2 separate regions of the Mus musculus genome follow, and region 1 is linked to region 2. Evidence: chromatin loops called from intact Hi-C (ENCODE). Cell type or tissue: heart. All regions are shown on one strand. Links, peaks and the distances in the headings refer to the core of each region. The heading gives the core; the rest is flanking DNA. Region 1 holds the start of Gm23175 (a small nucleolar RNA gene). Region 2 has its middle 68 kb from the start of Gm52623.

Region 1 (9,446 bases), core at 1,053-9,052, 240 kb after region 2:
CTAGCTGTGGCCTTCAATATTTACTAGCTGGCGCATCTTAAATTAAAAAAGCTGATCATTTGAAAGGCACATTCATTAAACAAGCCAAGTTAGTTTGAACACTTTTATCAGAGTATTCTGTAAATGACCGTGCTGTCACTTGGGCTGGTAAAAACAGGCTGAGGTTGTCCATTCCCCACACCTGAAGGAATGCACTAACAATGGTTACCTTTGGGCCCACACGGATTCAGGAGAAATTGGTCCTTGTTGGCCATTAGAACTGTTTTGTTTATAGGTAATTTTCAAGCTGTTAAAATGTCATAAAGCCTTATAATCATATAAACTATATATATATTACAGTAAAGTCATAATAAAAGAAATAAACACACACACACACAGATCAGGGACCAAGAGGATGGTTCAGTAAGTACGTGAGAGTTTAAATACCAGTACACATTTAAAGATGACAGGTGTCACGGGATACCTTTGTGATCTAAGCACTGAGAGTCATGGCCAGCCAGTCTAGACTAACTGTTGACTAGGTCAGTGAGAAACCTTGTTTCTACAGGAGGCAGACAGCATAGCTGAGGATGACATCAGAGGCTACGCTCTAGTCTTCACACACATGTACACTACACCACCACCACCCATTCTCACCACCCCAGCCCTCCAAACACACACTAAGAGAGAAAATGAGAACCAGGATTAAGGAAGAGAACTCATTCTTGTGACAGATTATTTTCTGTCACTGTTATTTCTGTTGCAGTGAGCACAGGGTGAGCGATGGGTAAACACAGAATGCAGGGTCTAAAGGAGCTCAGATACTGTCATTTACAATCAAATAAGCAACTGCAGGCAAGGTATCAATCACCATGACCGCACAGTGCAGCCTAACGGTTCACACTAGCACATTGGGTTGTCCTATGTGCTAGCAGCCTATTGGCCTGCAGAGCAGGAGTCCTTCACAAGGATTGGTGGGGAAGGGGGATTACAGGCTGGGTGGCGGCGAAAGGAGACACCCATCAGAAGTGCCCCAGTACTTTGTGTTGTAGACTGGAAGAACACACAGCCACATGCAGCCTTTAGCTCTTCTTCCAAGTCCAGAGATGCCCAAAGGTCATGGTTCAGAACTCAGCGTCCTTCCAAGCGCATATGCATACTAACTTTGCTACAGATGATTTTGTATTGGATAAAAGCTGACTTGAGGGACTGCCTTTGCTTATAAAAGAAGAATTTAACTATAAAAAAAAATTCCCTGCAATTAAAGACTTGGCTAGAGTTAGAGTTATGTGACTTCCCATAATGACTGAGAGACAGGTGTCTCAGGAAGTGGAAGCTACAAGAGACTGACAGAGCTTGACAGGCGAAATGCCACTGACCAGGATCTCGTGGCCAGCATAGTCGAAGTGGTTTCTTGATTGGAGAGGGTATAAAGAGATGGACAGAAAGGAATGTCAGAGACTAAAATAACTGACATCATTATTCATTGTTGTGAGTGCATATAGTGTGTGTGTGTGCGCACGTGCATGCATGTAACATGGCACATATGTGGAGATAGCATGGCAATACTATGGAGTTGATACAATTCACTCATATTTACATGGACTTGAACTCGGCTCACTAGGCTTACAGGCCTTTACCCACTGAGCCGTCTCCAACCAAAAGTGGCATTTTGACCATGCAAGGGAGAATGAATGACCTTGTTTCTGGGTTCTTGGGCAAGTGTTTATACAACCATCAGAAGTACCGAGTGTCATTGTTACCAGTTCTGTGGAGCTTCACACACACTGCATGGCAGCAATCCAATGTCTGGCCAAGCCGCAAGCAGTTTCACCAAGGCTTTGAAGCAGCAGTGTGACCCTCCCTTTCTATGGCAGATTTCCAATGAAATAGATCAGTAGTCAGACCCACTTTGAGAAGAAACTGACCTCCTGTGTTGGATGCTTCCTACGACTGAATGATAGGAAAGCCTTTGGTTTACCAAGTGATTTCACCTGGTCTCACCATGTAGCCCAGGCTGCCCTCAGTCTCACCACACTCCTGCCTCTGTCTCCCACAGGCTGATATTACAGACGTGTTCCACCATACCCAATTTGGTTATTCTAGTTTTTCCTCTTTAAAAATACAAAACAAAACAAAACAAAACACTTACCTGCCACTGAAGGCATTGCAGATGTGGCTGCTGTGTCACATGTGCATCAGAAGGTGGCAGAGGGGAGAGACGCTATGAGTATGCTCAGTGTTCTTTCCTACGAACATCTGAATGATTAGCAGCCTAACTTACCTCCCTGAAAAAAAAGCAAGCCCGAGATAACCAACAGTCTGGTGCCATGGAGTCTGGACATCATGCAGGCCTGGAGGTGGGGAGGTGGCAGACCACACCAGAGATGACGCCTGCCTGGTGCCATAATGCATGGGCGAGGCATAGCACTCCTGAGATGAGTCTAGCACTCAGATACTCTGAGTACCATTAAGCAAGTAAGTGGTGGAGAAATGGAAGAGAGAGAGAGAAACAGAAGGATGTGGGCACAGAAGAGAGGCAGAACTAGAGACTCGAGGGTAGTGAGGAACAGCCTGATGTGAGTAGCCAGTGATGCCATCTGGAACCATGGTGGGGTCCTGGCTTGTGCTGCCACTAGGGGCTACATCTGGGTCCATGGCCCTGCAGCAGAAGGGGGTCTGTTACTACCAAAGACCAGGCAGACACCTAATTCCTAGTTTGGGCTTCGGTCTGGGGAAATGTTGATGCATGAGGGCTGTGTGGAACTGGCCTCATCACTTGCCTGGGCATTGTGGAAGAGCTGGCCCTAGGGACACAGAACAGGAGAGCGGAACCCACCCTCAGCCAGCTGCAGTACTTGGAAGAACCAGCCCCGCACGTTTCAGGAGTTGCAGGTTGAGCCAGCTCTGACAACACCAACATGGGAAAGTTGGCCCTGCCACTTGACTCTGGTGCAGTTTGCTTTGGCATGGACAAGAGAGATCTGGTCCTGGGGTCATGAGAGTAGGAGAGTGGACTCTTACCCTCACCTGTTGTAGCACTCAGGAGATCTGGCCCTATACCTCTACTGAACAACGCAGTAGAGCTAGCCTTAGCTGTGGGCATTGCAGATAAGCCAGCCCTGAGGGCATGAGCACGGGAGAGCTAGCCCTGCCTCTTAATGTCATTAATTGAGGTTACATGCCTATATGGATATGGATATACATATGGATCCTACACACATAAGCACAGCCTGCTCAGTATAATGTTACTTGTATGCACGTTTTCAGGGCTGACTGATTCGGATAATCACTTCACGTGATTTTCCTCGGGGAAGACTATTTCTACAGCTTGGCATTCCTCAGTTGCCTGTAGTTCTTTGTGTAGTGTTGAGGCCTCACGGTCTTTTCCTAGCAGTTTAGACATTCTTAAAAATGAAAAGATTCAGAAGTAGGAAGTCAGCCCAGTCTGTCAGCGGCTGGACGTGTCGGCATGAGGATCTGAGTTAACCTCCAGGAGCCGCTTTAGACAGACAAAGATGGGTGTGGTGCTGTGTGCTTGATAACTCTCTGCCTCTAGCCAGTCCTTGGTCTGGTGTCACAGGCTGATCTTGAACGCACAACATAGTTGAGGATGACCGTGTACTTCTCATCTTCCTGCCTTTACCTCCTGAGTGCTGGAGTTAAAGGCATATGCCAGCCCACTCTGTTGATGTGGTGCCGGGGACAGAACCCAGGTCTTTGTGCTTGCGATGCAGGTGCTCCATCAGCTAAGCTTCCAACCCTTTTTGCCTTGATGTCACACTGTCACAGAGAGGTTAGGTTCCCAGCCATCCACTGGAGGGTACCCAGTGCCTCTCAGAGAACATGACAAATGCGGACCTATGACTGGATCCACTCTGCCTGCTACTGCAAGGCAGTCTCCACTACGCACCACCTCCAGTTAGCTCATCGTTAACGCCACAGAACGGAGATCGTGTTTGTACGTAACCCTTCCACCTTCCTGATTTTTCCCCTCTCAGAAGCTACGATTGGAGCAAAGAAAAGACAGAATATTAAAATTCCAGTTTTGCATTGCTGAACTACTTTCCCAAAGACTCTGACTGGTTAATTCTCACTGAGTGCTTGTCTAGCACCCACCGAGTCTTAGAATCCATCTCCAGCACCATGTAAACACACACACACACGCACACACACACACACACACACACACACGTGCGCATATATATGCATGCTTTTTATTCCAGCACTAAAATCATTCCATTGGATCCAAATGGCACCTTTGAGAGACTTGGAGGCAGACAGAATGGCACATCCTAAATTTGTCTATGAATACAGAGGTGTAACTTTTTGAGGTATCAAACCCTTAGAGATCCTTGGTACCACAGCCTGGATGCGTGCAAAAATAAAAATATAACCTCTGGGTAAGCTACAGTCTCTGGAAGTTCTTTTTTGAAGCCACCAAGAGCTTTCAGCCTTCTTGTGGTGTGATGGGTTCTGCCCTCTGTACTGCAGGTTCATTTCCTGTTTACTCATGCAATTACTTGGTCTTTCATAGGAGGGGTTTCCGTTAACTTTCAAACTACATTTCACATTCAGTGTTGATGTCTCAGCTTCCAGATGTAAATCTGTGAGACACTACAAAGCATATCTCAGAGGTATTCTTGGTATAAGAGAAAATCCATACTGATGTCGATTATTGGTGGCCTGAGGAGCTGAACAATCTTTAGGATGTTTGTGTACTGATTTTTCACTCTTGAAACACCACAGAAGTACCTCGGTGTCTATAGAAAACAACTTAAAGACCTTGTTTCAAATAACGCCCTAAGATTATTTTTGTGTAGAAGACGCGGACTGTTTCTATGGAAACAGGTTTTCTCTATTTCGTTCCGCTGCTGCCATCTAGAGGACAGGAGAAGTACAGCAAGTCCTAATGCGTCATTTTCCCCTGACCCAACCCCGCACCGTTGCCTGCTGCCCTTGAGTTAGTACCGCCCTGCTTATCTCCTGCCCTTTCTCAGTTTACATCACAGGGTTCTTGCCCAGAGAATAGATTGATCCTGTCCAGCTGAGCACAGGCGGATGCAGAGTGAGCCTGGTGCCTCTCAGTCCTCTCACACCTGTGGCTCCTCTCTCATCACGGATGTGAAGTAGGAAAGAGGTAGTTGATGAACTTGCTGTGGGATTCTTGGTGCCCGGCAGAATTCCTATGGAGGTTGCCAGGCACTGGAACCTTTTAGAAGGATTAGAATGTCCCCTTAAAGAATTCCCTTGCAGGGCTGGATTGGCTACCTTGCGAGCACAAAGTGATCTTGGTACCTCCCCCAGTCTCTCGACCACGCTGTGTTGCGCTTCCTGTTCAGTGAGCTGAGCCACCAGGGGTTCTCACCTGAAGCTGGGCAGGTGGCCCGACAGCTTCTTGAAGTTTTTCTGTGTCCTAATCTGTGAGCCAAAAGAAACTGCATAAAGTGTACCGTTTCAGAAATTGTTTTAAACTAACAGGAAGTGAACCTGCAGGCTTCCATCTCATCTGTTTTTAGGAAGAGACTTCTAGATTGAATACATAAAAGCCAAGTGGCAATAAAATTATGCATATCTCAGTTGCTCCATCAGTAATGGCACCAAGGCGCCTCAAAGTCGATACACAAGACGCTCCTCCCCAGGGATACCCACTGCCCCCTGGAACTTGCTATAATAGAGCATCCGTACCATTTTGCAGAAATTATTTAATTTTCTGCCTTCCACACAAAGCTATTGGCCTTCATCTGCTGATGATTGTTGTAGCCCTTACACCGAATAGACATCCCATGAGCGTTGTTAATGAATACATGAAGAGTATAGTTTAAAACCTTTAAGTTAGTTTCACCAGTTCTCAGAGTAGTTTAGTGTGGAACATTCCCATAATAGCGTAATTGCAGGTCAGTAGGCAGCCACTTCTGACAGGTGTGAGGTTACAAGGCTGGAGCCTCTGATCTGTCATTAGCTTCTTTACACCATCCCTGTCATTAGAAGGTGTGTTTGGACAAATTGTAACAAGTTTCTTAAGTGCAGACCAGCCGCAGTGCTGAAGCAGTAACACCTCTCTCCCCAGCATGGGGTAGTTAAACGGAGGGCTAGTTGGAGAAAAGCCACGCCCACTGTGAGCCTAGCAAAACAGTCACAACAATGAGCGAAGTTCGGACCACCAAATCAGGTGTGGAAGCCAGCCACAGCCCTAGGACGTGGGCTTCTCTCAGATAACCAAAGCCAAACAGTAAAGTCTAGGCAAACAGGGTCAAATTAACAACAATACAAACCACAGGGGAATTCCAATCGCAGCTGAGTGCAGAACAAGTGGGTCTACAAGTTGACTTTGATTCCCCAGTCCGGACCCCCTCTCTCCACCCACCCCACCCCTCCCCCTCCAACCCTCCATCCCCCACCCCCACCTCAAAACAAAAGGCACCCTGGGTCCTTCGTACTGGCAGATTACAGTGTCAGAGGCTGTGTTAGTGAATGGTCTGTGGATCAAAGGGACAGAATGGAGATACAGTTCAAGTAGCCAGAATTTTTTATATACCCCCTCCAACGCCCACAAGAAGACGGGTGGACCTTAGACTCACTATGCTGCTCAGGTTGGCTCAGAACTCGTGATTCTTTTGTGCTGGATGTGTGTACTCCCACACCAGGACAGAATTTAGTACTCGTAAAAAGTCCCACAGTGGTGGCAGGGCACAAAAGTGATGTAATTGGGCTACAATGTGACGTTAGAAAAATGTGCAATTGTTATAAATTCAATTATAGCTTAGACTTTAAGCAGACTTCTCTGGGGAACTACTAGCAATTTCAGTGGATGACGTCATAGCCCTTCCTTCCTTCCTTCCCTCCCTTCTCTTTTTCTTTATTCCAGTATGCTATGAGAGTGATGCAGGCTGTCACCCTCTACAAGACTGGCTGTTGGGACTGTCACTACCCTTAACACACGTGTGGCTCAGCTGTGGCCCTAGCATCTTCCTCCTGACTGCCTTCTTCACCACTTGTGGTTTTTAAAACAAACAAACAAATAAACAGGGTTCAGGGTCAGGTCCTCATGCATGCAAGGTGGGCACTTTACTGACTGAGCCTCTATCTATCTAACAATACCAACATTATCACTATTTTACATTTGTCCATTTATTTATTGTGTGTTTGACATGAATACTTGTATGGAGGTCAGAGAACTTGTGAGAGTCGATCACCTGCCCCTGCAGACCCACCTCCCTGGCCTCATCATCGCTATTTTCAAATGGTGAACAGTTACAAATACGGAATAAACATCTGCTGCCTGTTCGCACCTGTTTGCCTTGTTTTCTAGTCTCTGTTTGAAATGTGCATCATCATCTGTTATATTGTGTGGAAACAATCACGGAGTTTCCCTGCTCCCCAGAAGGCTGCCTGCTGGAGAGGAAGCTGCAGGGCTCTGAGCACACAGCTCTCTCACTGCACCTGATGCCCCTCTTAGGTAATCCCATCCGGGCTTTGAATCCTACCCATCCTCTAGCATAGGATGCTCGGATCCTGTACTTAGAGCCTCACTGTGCCCCATGTTCATGCAGTTATCTCATTTCTTCTTAAATGGCTAGCCATGGACTGCATCCCCTGTTACTCCCCCCATCTACCTGGCTTTACCCTGACCATAAATGGTCCCATCTTTTGACTGATTGTCTTTCAAATGTGGGTAGTTGGTTATTCTTTTTCTTCATCTTCAAAATTTCTTTCTAATCTGAAGCCTAGTGAGGCGACTCCCTGGGTGAAGAAGGTACTTGCTGGGGATGCCTGGAACCCCCTCCCCCCAAAAGGTCCAGATGCAAAAGCGTGCATGACCAAGCCAGCTCAGTCAGTCAACAGGTTCTCCCTCCAGCGCAGAAGTGAGGATTAAAAAGAAAAAAGTCAATTAGACAACATTGTAACATGACCCCAGCCAGTTCTGAGGCAGGTTTATTTTTTCCTAATCTGCTTTTATACCATTTTAATTACATGCAAGTACTAAGATCAGTTCTAGGTTGAGGAACAAGCAAGACAATAAACACAAATAGTCAAGGAACAAGCAAGGCAATAAACAAAGTCCCATGATCACTCCCGTGATCATGGTTTCTAAGGGCTTATCAGGATGACCAAGATATCTAAGCCTACTTCCCTGTCCTAGCCCAAAGTCATATTCTTGCCTGAAGCTACTTCTTTGTTCTAGCCTAAAATTAGATTCCTGCCTGAACTTACTTCCCTGTTCTAGCCTAAAATTAGATTCTTGCTTAACCTTACTTCCTTGTCATAGCTCAATGTCAGATTCCTGCTTGAAGCCCATTTCCTTGTCCTGGCCCAATGTCAGATTCCTACCAAGTGGCCCCCAAACGCTCTCCACACATTTGAATCCAAACATTCGAAGCCAGCAGGTCAGCTGGCTTGAAGTATGCACACTAACAGAAGCAAGAGAGACCCAGACTAAAAACAAGAGAGAAGGAGAAAACTCACTTCTGAAAGTTTTAGTCTAACCTCTACACGCGCACACAGACACAGACACACAGACACACAGACACACAGACACACAGACACACAGACACACAGACACACACACACACACACACACACACCAAATAACACATGTCTAGCCAAGCAGCTCTTGACTGAAGTAGAAGTTAAAAGCTGTTTGATTCTTTTTCATTCCCTGTGTCCATATTCTACACAGCACACAGAAAGATACTTTCAAATTGTAAATTGCATTCCTCTGCAGTCAGAGTAAAACCTAAACTTTCATGTGAAGCCCGCCTCACTCTGCTTCCCAATTCCAAAGCCCCTCTGTGCAAGTTCATTCTCCATAAGGTTTGGGCCTCATTTTTTCCATTCCATGGAAACATCTACTTCCTCAGCTTATACAACACTTGAGTCATAGAAATCTGAAACGAGGCCTGGGCTGGGGTGCTCCAAGCCTAGAACTCATGAAAACCATTGTGCGTGCTGGCACACACCTGTAGTCCCAGCACCAAGGTGAAGAGTCAGGTGGCTCTCAAGGGCTTCCTGGCCAGGCAGCCTAGCCTACTTGGTGATTCTTGGATCAGGGAGAGAAAATAAGTGCCTAAGGCTGATATTGTCCTCTGCCTCCACATGCATGTGCATATGCAGGTACCCATATGAACACACACACACACACACACATACACGCAGATACACAATGTAAACCCGTCCTCACCTCCTGTCATATTAGCTAATTTTATTTTTCTTATTACTTCATTAACACATTTACATTTGCTCTCCTCTATGAGAAGATATAAACACCCAGACTCCATGGTCCTCTCTACTTTGCTTGTGAAGGTATGTGATGGTGTCATTTATGCCTACAATGACACTCAATGAATTTTATTAGCGGATGAATCACTTCCCCAAGACTCCCCGGAACTCATCATGCAGAGTGTATGTATATGTCTGTGTCATAACTGTCTTATTAAATGGAGATTTTTTTAATTAATTATTTTATT
Region 2 (9,446 bases), core at 702-8,701:
ATTAAAACAATGGCACAGTTGCATTTTTTTTCCCAAAATTCACAATTATGTTACTATATTAAATATATCCACAGACTTTTGGAAATATAAATAGAAGCCCGCTGATCCCCATAGCCAGGGCGATAATCCAGGGTCTGACTCACTGAGCAATGTGCCTCTCCAAAATTATATGACTTTAGGTTATAAAGACTTTCTGTCCCCTAAAAGCACAGACAGGGTACTAAATAAACACCTTTAGCAAGCTGGAGGAAAGCCTCCAAATAAGTGAATTATTTTAGAACGTTCTTCGTGTTTACAGTTCCCCCTTTCTCTCCCCATTCCTCTCTCTATACCTGTAACCCTTGGCTTATATATATTGTCTCACTGCACAAATGGTGGATTGTACTAGCCGTACAGACACCTGAGGGGTTTTTGTTTTTGTTTTTTGTTTGTTTGTTTGTTTTTTAGAAACCATAAATGTTATTTGTTCAGGGTCTAAGGTATATCTCAGTGCTTGTCATGAATGAAACCCTGGGGTTCGATCCCCTGTACTGCGTAAACCAGGCATGGTGTGCATGATTGGAGAACTGGAAGAAGGAGGCTCAGGAGTACAGGGCCACCCTCAGCTACATAGCAAGTCTGAAGCTAACCTGAGCTACATGGAAGCCTCTATCCAAAAAAAAAAAAAAAAAAAAAAAAAAGTGACAGGCAGGAGAGACATTTCAGTGGTTCAAATTATCATTCCTGCACAGGACATAGGTTGGATTCCCAGCACCTCATATGGTGGCCACAGGTTCAGGTGATCTGATTCCCTCTTCTGGCCTCTGTGGGCAGCCAGGTGTGTGCATACTGCACAGAAATACAAACAGGTGAAACAGCCATCATACACATAAAATTAAAAAATAATTAATTTTAGAAAATTAAAAGACAGTGATTTTTTTTCTTTCTTAAATTTTCTATGAGGACATAAAAGTGATTCTCTCTTTGGCCACACCTGATGATCCCCAAAAAGAGGGCGATAAAATTGTGTTATAGATGTCATTTGTAAACCATAGATGGCCAAGCACTTGCTATGTGTCCAAGGAAGTTTGTATCTATAAAGATGTCACTCCCCTAGGAGGTAAGAGGGACTCATGATCTGGGACCTGTATCTAGATCTTCAGCACTGCAAGGTGAGCTTAGATCTTCATCGAAGGGTGTCCTGCTGGCTCCCACCTTAAAGCTGTGCCTGGGCAGAGTGCCTAGCCTTCCCTCTGTTCATAGCAACAACAGCTGAGAGTCTGCAAGTCACTAAGCATTGGTTCATGTTTCTAGGCCCCTGTAGTCTAGCGCACATGCTCTCCTCCATCTCTGTCTGCAACTATCTTACTAGGAGGAAAAATACCTCCATCTCTGACGTGGCTCAGAGCGCTGTGGAGGGAGTCTGTCATTAGCACGGGCAGTGAGTTTAAGCCTTCCGTATGACAAGAAAAGCAATGTCATATGGTGGATGATCTTGACATCATCTCCTAAAAGACCTACAGTGGTTGAGAATCATGGTCAAGGCTCTATGAGCCACATAACACCAAGGTTTTAAACCAAAGGCAGGAGCAAAGGACTGAGTGACTTAAAGGAAAATCTATGCAGAAAATGCTGTACTGTGATCACCGCCTTAGAGCGGACCATTGCAAACCTAAACCTCTCTGTGTTGATCCTGGAGATGCAGCTGCCATCTTACAACACCTCCCAGCCATCTTCTCGTCCTAGATATGATCTCTGGCATAAGCTTTTCCTTGCTTGTTTAGTGTGCAAATTTAAAGTATCACTTTTCACGTCCACAAGGATGAACTGTGTGAGATAAGCAAGACATGTAGGACTCCGTCACAGAGGGGTGTTTCTTGGCGAGTTGTTTTTCCTTCGTTGCCTTCTCATGTTCTAACTGGGCTTACTCCTCTACCAAAGCTTTCTGTTCAAATCTAGTCTCTAAGAGCTTGGTCTTGTCCCCATGGGAACTCACCCTTTTATGAGGTCTTTGGTTTGGTTTCAGTTTGGGTTTTAACCTTTGATTCAGTCACCACAGCAACTAGAAACAGTGAAATCTCTGAGCACGGCTGTTGGAGAGATAGTCCTGGTGTCCTGTTTAAAGTCCTGCTGAAGAATACACTTTTAGGGCAGTGTCCAAAACACCCATGTGGTTTTCCTTCAAGGAAAATATGTGGTGGGATTGTTTGTGCCCACACAGGATGTCCATTACCACTAAGCAGGATAGCAACTGTCGCCATACAGGAATTAGGGGTTAAGCTGAGCTTGGCACTGGGCTAAGACATATTCACATCTGGGTGTTAAGACAAACTGGACTACTCTTGTGTGCCACAATATGACTGGGTTAAAGATGGATACAGAAGAAAGGGGTCCAGAAACAGAATCAGACACATGGAGAACTGGGTGGAACATGAAGAAAGACTTAAAAAGAAAACCTCTGGTGCTGACCAGCCAAGAAAGTGCTCTGGAAACCAGGGGTGCTCAAGAGAGTTTGACAAGATATGCAAAGTAAATCTTCCCCTCCCCATAGGAACATCACTGTGTGCTTTCTCACCCATGAAAGCAGATTAGATTTTACAAATTCAGAGAAGAATTGAGGTCTATGGCTCTGGACTGTCTTGGAACACAAACTAAAAGAGGATGTGGTTCCTAGTGTATATTTTCAATTTGAATGGATCTGGAATCAACTTAGAACCAGCCCCTTGACCACACTGATAGAGATCTGGAGACTCATCTACCATGGCTGACAGCATTCCCTGGTTGGGACCCTGGACTGTATAGAGAAAGGGAGCTTGGGAGCAGCCTGTGCTGACCCGTCTCAGCTTTCCAGCACTGCACACAGTGTGACTGACCCGTCTCAGCTTTTCAGCACTGCACACAGTGTGACCAGCTCCCTCAAGCTCCTGATGCCACGATTTCCCTGCCAAGAGGAGCCAAAATGAACCCTTTCTCCCTTAAGCCAGGGCGTTTTATCACAGTACCAGAAAGCGAACTAAGACAGAAAACATAAATACACTAGGCAGGACAGGAGCCCCAGAAATCTGTGTTACCCCTCAAAAAGCACCAGACATCTGTGTTACCCCAAAAGATGCTTAGGCATGAGAAGAGCACAGGCCTACACTCTCACGATGCCTGTATGAACAGACATCAGTACTGACTCCCTCTGATCTTGCTTTCCCCTCTGTGAGACCGTGACTCTAGATCTGTGAGGGTGAGCAGCATCATGGGTGACGTACTTACTGTGTGAGATGGTGGGGTTTTCCACTTTTGTTTCTGCTGCAATAAATATTGAGTCTAAAGGAGCTTGACTCAAAAAATAATTAGTATGTGACCTTTTTATATGTGTGGTTCCTTTGTCCCTGAGTCTTAGACCTAATTATTTACAGCGGCTACATCAAAACCCATGCAGAGGTGGGGCTACAAGAGAATGTATGTCCTGTATTGGGTCACCCATCTTCCCACTACAGTTTTAGTGCATGGTGGAAGTTGGTACTCTTCCCTCCAGGGTCATGGGTCACTGGACCAATCTTAGTGTTGATCAAAATATGCGTGTGCTTTGTTCTCGCTGCCCACAGAACCTGGATGCCTCTGGGTTTATAGTGATGTTATTGTCTAAGGAAGCCCATTGCTCATCACCATGTAAGGTGAGTGGACCAATCATCATGCTTACAAAGAGAGGGCACCTCCCACATCTTCTCAAAGGCATCCCATGTGACAGCTAGAGAGAGTGAGATTCTACCAACATGACAGTGAACAGCCCAGAGCAGCACTCACAGAGCCTAGAGTTAAGACCAGCCAGCCCCTTTTCTGTACCCTGAAAACAGAAAGCAAGCACCCCCTGGTAGGGCGGCCTAGGGACCATCAGAACCTCAGGGCACAGACCCTTCCATGCCAGGGGAGGTAAAGTCCAGCTTGAACCTCCGCCTCCTCTCAGGTTCTCCAAGCCCCTCGAGAACACTGGAAGTTTGGTGGCCTCTGTGATGGAAAACAGCCTTGACTCTTAACAAAAGTCTCCAAGCAGCCCTAACAAGAAGGCAGGACACCAAAACCCTCAAAAAAGTCTCAGACTCACCAGCACCTCTCAGAAATCTCACCCTCTATTCCTGTAACTTTTGAAGATACCCCACAGATCTTAGATTCCTAAGATCCCTGGAATTAGCTGATCGGCGGTTGCTTTGGCTTTACAAAGAATAAAATATGTAGTATATCAGTTGTTATGTCAAAGAATAGGGGGCTTGCAAGCCAGAAATGCAATGATCCTGGTGACCCAGTCACTACTCAGGGATTAACCAGCTCTCCAGGTCCCCAGCACACGGACAGCAATCTTATACAACACTGTCTAAACCAGAGGGAAGCAGAAATTCTCACGGCTTTACCACCAAGAGCCATCAGAGGTTCTCAAAACTTTAAGCAGGCAGCTAAGCATCCACGGGCTGAACCGTTAGGCCCCATGGGCTTTCTGGTCTGATTACACATTTCTAATACCTTCTTTGCAGAGACACTTCACCTAACATAAAGTATGTCCATTTCAGCAGAAGCACTCTGATAACCCTCAAGAAAAGTTATGAAAAATAAGATATTGATTGTACACGAGACCAGCTAACAGCACACATTATCGATGCCGAGGGTCAGCAATGATGGGGGTCAACACTGTAAGGCATCGTTCCCAGATACTGATGTGGGTCAGCACATAGAGTACCACACCACCTCACCGATAGGTTACTACACGCTAACTGACTTGCTCTTCCTCCTGTGCCCAGCCCCGTCCCTCAGGTTTCAGTCTACTATCCAGGAACTGTTATAATCAGAGGTAAAGCCCTTTGAAACTGCAATACCAGCACAAACCAGTACCCCAGTGCCACCTTCACGGCAGCTGGCCAGGCATGCTGTTTCAAAGTCAGGCGTTAGGAGGCAGCAATGACTCAAAACCTCGAGGCTTGGAGATGTGGCTTCAGGAAGTTGGCAAAAAGGAACAGCCAGAGTGTGGAAAACAGACCTGTCTGAGGCAATCCTCTGGGAATTCAGATTCCATGTGACAAACCGTCAGAGGGACATGGCTTGTCCCTCATCAAGACTCGTGTGAGACCACCTGAGTCCTGTATTGTGCATTGCATCTCTCTATTAGACAATAACAACAACAAACCTTCAGCCAAGAGTCTAAAGAGTTAAACAGTCCTTAAAGCCCCTGATCTCACTGGGTTGTTTTGCTCTTGGCTCTGGGAGCAGGAAGGCTGCCTCTGTGGGGTTCTGCGCCTCACCTTTGAAATGTGGTCTTCAGTATAAACACTTTTCATGCCACCCTGAGACAGGAGAGCTGGCTGTGCTCATTTATGCCATTCTGGCTGAGCTACCTCTCAAACTTAAAATAACACTGTGGCTACTTACAAGTGCCAATGTTCCGTTTGCCTTTTTAAGATTACCTGTGGCATGGGCTCTAATCCAAAGTATAAGGTTTCAGGTAACTGATCTGTCTGACTTCTGGGACGTTAAAAATGCACTTTTCCCTTTCTCAAACAGGAAACTACCTTTGTTATTTGTATTATGGTTCATTGAAATGTTTAAATGACAAGACATTTTGCTTAAGTCACCTTTAAAATGGTTTGACTTTTAAGTAGCAAAACAACTCCTCTCTCTCTCTCTCTCTCTCTCTCTCTCTCTCTCTCTGATGTTTATTGTGAGAAAATATGTTCACATAATTTTTGCTACAATTTTACCTCATGCATAAATGGAGAGAAATCATGATGACTGGAACTTAAAAGGGAAATGTACAAGGGGTGCTTAGCTCACAGAAGCAACCCCAGAGCTAGTGCCTGTGATACTCACAGGGTATCTTAAACTACTACACTAGCACGCGTATGTTCCATGCCACACAAAGCTCAGCATCACAGATCACAAGAGGAAGCAGCACTGAGAACGTTGATTGTCACCAGTAAAAACCAGCTAAGTCAACCAGAATTCACATCAAACAACGCAAACGTGGCAGGAAGCTCCCTTCCCTTCAAGGAGTGCGTGCTTATCCCAAACGCCTCCAACAAGCAAACCTCAGCTCTGTTGCAACGAATCCTGAACAGGGATGGAAGAAAACAGCTCACGTTACTTACTGTTCTTAAGCCGTCTATCCACACATCCTTCTGGCTCCGACGGGTGAAGAGGGGTTGGTGAGAAGAAATCTAGCAGGCAAAAAGAAGAGGGAAGTAAGTGTTAGTCGTCGGGAAACTCACATCTGCGGGTTCTCTTGAAGCAGTCCCCACAAGATCCCAGCACACGCAGAGAAAGGAAAAAGTTGGCAGAATCCTCACACCTTCATTCTTTCCAATCACGCGGAGCTCCAAACTTTCCCTGCTCAGACCGCTCAGTCTCCTGGACAGCGAGACGTCCAACTTCGGCCCCACTGGAGACGACTGAGTCCACAGAGCCACGGTAACTTCAACACCCGGTCCACAGCTCCCGCTTCTCTCCCATTCTCCATTCACTTTTTTCCCTTCCTAGGGAACGCTCATAGGTCTGTTCTCCGTGCCCCCCTAGTCAGGCCTGGCTTTGAAATGCATTTCAATCTCTCCACACAGACTGCTTTCATTGCATTTAGAGTCCCACTAAGGCCCAGCTTTAAAAGCTACGGATTCTTTTTTTCTTTAGCCTTCCTCACAAAGGAAGGGTATTTTGTAAATTACCAGCTCGTTCAGATCAACAAAAGGTACTTTCATAGAAAGCCCCATTTCATTTTGCTCAAATTTGATTACAAGGATGGAGAAAAGGGAAGGAAGTCAAAAAGAAAGCCCCAGATGGCTTCTCCATTCATCGCCGTGAATGAGCTTTATCTCTGCCTTTTGAAACCGCAGCCGTGGAAAAGCATTTCTGTTGGCTTAAAAAACTTGACAAAAATTATTGGTTTGCCATTTCTCATGCAACAGCCATTGGGAACTGGATGAAAAGACTTTTTCATGGAATCGCCTGCTTGGATCAAAATAATGGAGATTAGGTATTTCATTATAAATTACAGTGGGAGATAGAGCGCCTGTCATATTAATAGCTACCTGCTCGTGGCCTTCAATGTAGCTGTTCTCCTAGACAAAGGACCAAGAGGGTTGTCTATTGAGCTTGTACTTTAGGCCTGATCAATTTTCTATCATCAAGGCAAAAGGTGAGATGACTAACAAAGGAATTCACACATGACTGACCTCATAAGCCTATAGATAAAACAGCCTAAAGAGGCAAAATACATCCTGAAATTATGGATGATAAACTACATAAAGATGGAGAAGAAAACAGAGTGGAGGACGGGAGAGGAGAGCAGTCTCTATAATTCTCCCTCTTTTGGCCAAATGGACACATTAAAAGCGACTTGTTCTCAGCTGCAGATAATTGCAGCCTGTGGTTTGCAGTGGTCGGCTAGAAATCCTTCCGCCTACTCCTTTCCCCCCTCGGCACCGTCTCAGTCATTTCATTCGCTATTAACGGCAGCATTGTGTTCAGGATAAAGCATCTACCAAGTCACACTTAAAAACTGAAAAATGGAAAAGAATCGCAAACGGCACAAGCTTCTGATGCTGTGCTGTGGAAGATGGTATTTATTCTCTGCTCCAGGTTCCTGACCAGCATGGCAATTCCGTTAGGAACCTAAAGCAGCTTAGAGTCTGAGCTGTACCCACTGGACGCAGTGATGATGCTCTCAGACACCAGCGAAAACAAGCTCCTTCAGAAAGGGAATGGGTGCTTCTGGTTCATCCCATCTCGGGGGTTACTTTATATTTCTAATCAAAGTCACCCAGATGACTGCAGGTATAATTGAAGTCCTTTACCCTCTGCTATTGCAACAGAATTGCCATAGAATTGCCCACAACTTTCCTAAATAGAAAACAGGGCTAGACTTTCTGGCCACTAGTTCATTGCTTTTTGAATTCAGGGTGATTGTAAAGAAAGTATCTTTTAGGAATAAAAACCAGGGTTCAGTTATCCCCATAACTGAAAATACAGCCTAACATTGCACATACAATACATAATACACCTAATACTAGATAAAAACCTATGTGAGTAGGGGAAATTTTCTGTGCTATTTTAAACCACAGAGCAATATAAGGTTATTAATATAAAAGGGCTTTTAACTGCCTGAAAGCTTGAAAAATACTATAAATATTGGCCATGGCAGCAATTGTCAAAATGAGGCCACATTTGGATGGGCACCTGTGACCGAACTTAATGGCTTCCAGATCTTGGGCATGAGCGGCTTTAGTGTACACTCACATACACAATGGAAGCACTATGATAACATAAAGGTCATTTATGTACGGATCAGGAAACAAGAATATGATGTGATCTTTGCTGAAGTCAATGGTTGCACATTGTCTTGGACTGAACTGCCTTCATTTGTTTATCAGAGAGCCCTGGAGCCTTAGACTGTCTTCATCATTTCAAGATAGAAAATTCAAGGTTATTAACTGGTAGGTGCCAGTGAACAGACAGGCTCTTCCAAGCATGGTATAAACTTGACTTGGCATGAAGCTCACAGAGGGTAATATAGAACACATCTTAGGAGTCAGAAATTCTATGTAGCCCTTGACCAAGTTATTCTACCTCTAGGAATTGACCCAATAAAAACCACCAGAAAATGAAGATAAAGATTACTAGCCCTTCCCCTGAAAGATATTTACTGCCCTTTTCCTTTCTTTTGCTGTAATAAACACCACACACAAAAGGGACTTGGAGAGGAAAGGGTCCGTTTGGCTTCAGTGTCACTATTGCAATCCATTGTGGCAAGCCAGACAGAAACAGAGGAAGAAACCATGGAGAAACACTGCTTACCAGCTTGCCCTCCATGATTTGTTCAACTTGTTTTTCTTTATATATATATATATAAAACTCAGAACCACTTGTCAGGGGATGGCACTGCCCACAGTGGGCTGGGCCATCTCACATCAATCACTAACTAAGGAAAACATCTTCACAAACTTGTCTACAGGTCAATCTGGTGGGAACATTTTCCCAAGCAAGGGTCACTCTTCCCAGGTGACACTAGCTTGTGTCAAACTGACAAAAATCTAGCCAGCACACCTACCAAAAGTGGATCAGAGAAGTGGTTAGGGACACAAAATCAGAAAGCAGACTCGCTGAGCCCCAGTGACAATAAGTTGGTGGCTTTGGTCTTCTATGCGTTGGCTCTCACACCTGTAAATCAGACTCAGACTTTTAACCCTAGAGCTTGGAAGACTGAAGCAGGAGGAGGAGTTCCAGGCCACTGCAGCCTCTGTAGTAGTTCTAGTCTAGCCTGAGCTACTCTATCACAAAAAAGGGGTCAAAGGGGTAGTGGATGAGGTGTGGTGATGCATGCCTTTAATCCCAGTACTCAGAAGGTAAACACAAGAGATCTCTCTGGGCTCAAGGTCAGCTTTGTCTATATAATAAGACCTTATATAAGGAAGAAAGAAAGAAGGAAAGAAGGACTGAAGGAA

The links. Peaks named below come from ENCODE experiments on the same cell type or tissue, not always from the same donor. Only the 100,000 strongest peaks of a DNase experiment are listed, where the experiment ranks them.
Region 1: a loop joins it to region 2, with 10 times the contacts of the local background. A loop is called at or near these places in 13 of 42 quality-filtered maps.

What each region holds. Positions count from the first base shown.
Region 1 is chr3:33,951,885-33,961,330 of GRCm38, reverse strand. It overlaps Gm23175 (a small nucleolar RNA gene), which reads left to right and starts at 2,131; the gene lies at 2,131-2,262. In heart, for the core only: no CTCF peak of the experiment used is centred there; a DNase peak (open chromatin) is centred at 4,900; H3K4me3 peaks cover 934 bases.
Region 2 is chr3:34,193,885-34,203,330 of GRCm38, reverse strand. No RefSeq gene overlaps it. Among named protein-coding and RNA genes, the nearest start is that of Gm52623, 68 kb to the left of the region's middle. In heart, for the core only: a CTCF peak has its summit at 4,900; no DNase peak of the experiment used is centred there; H3K4me3 peaks cover 602 bases; H3K27me3 peaks cover 2,467 bases.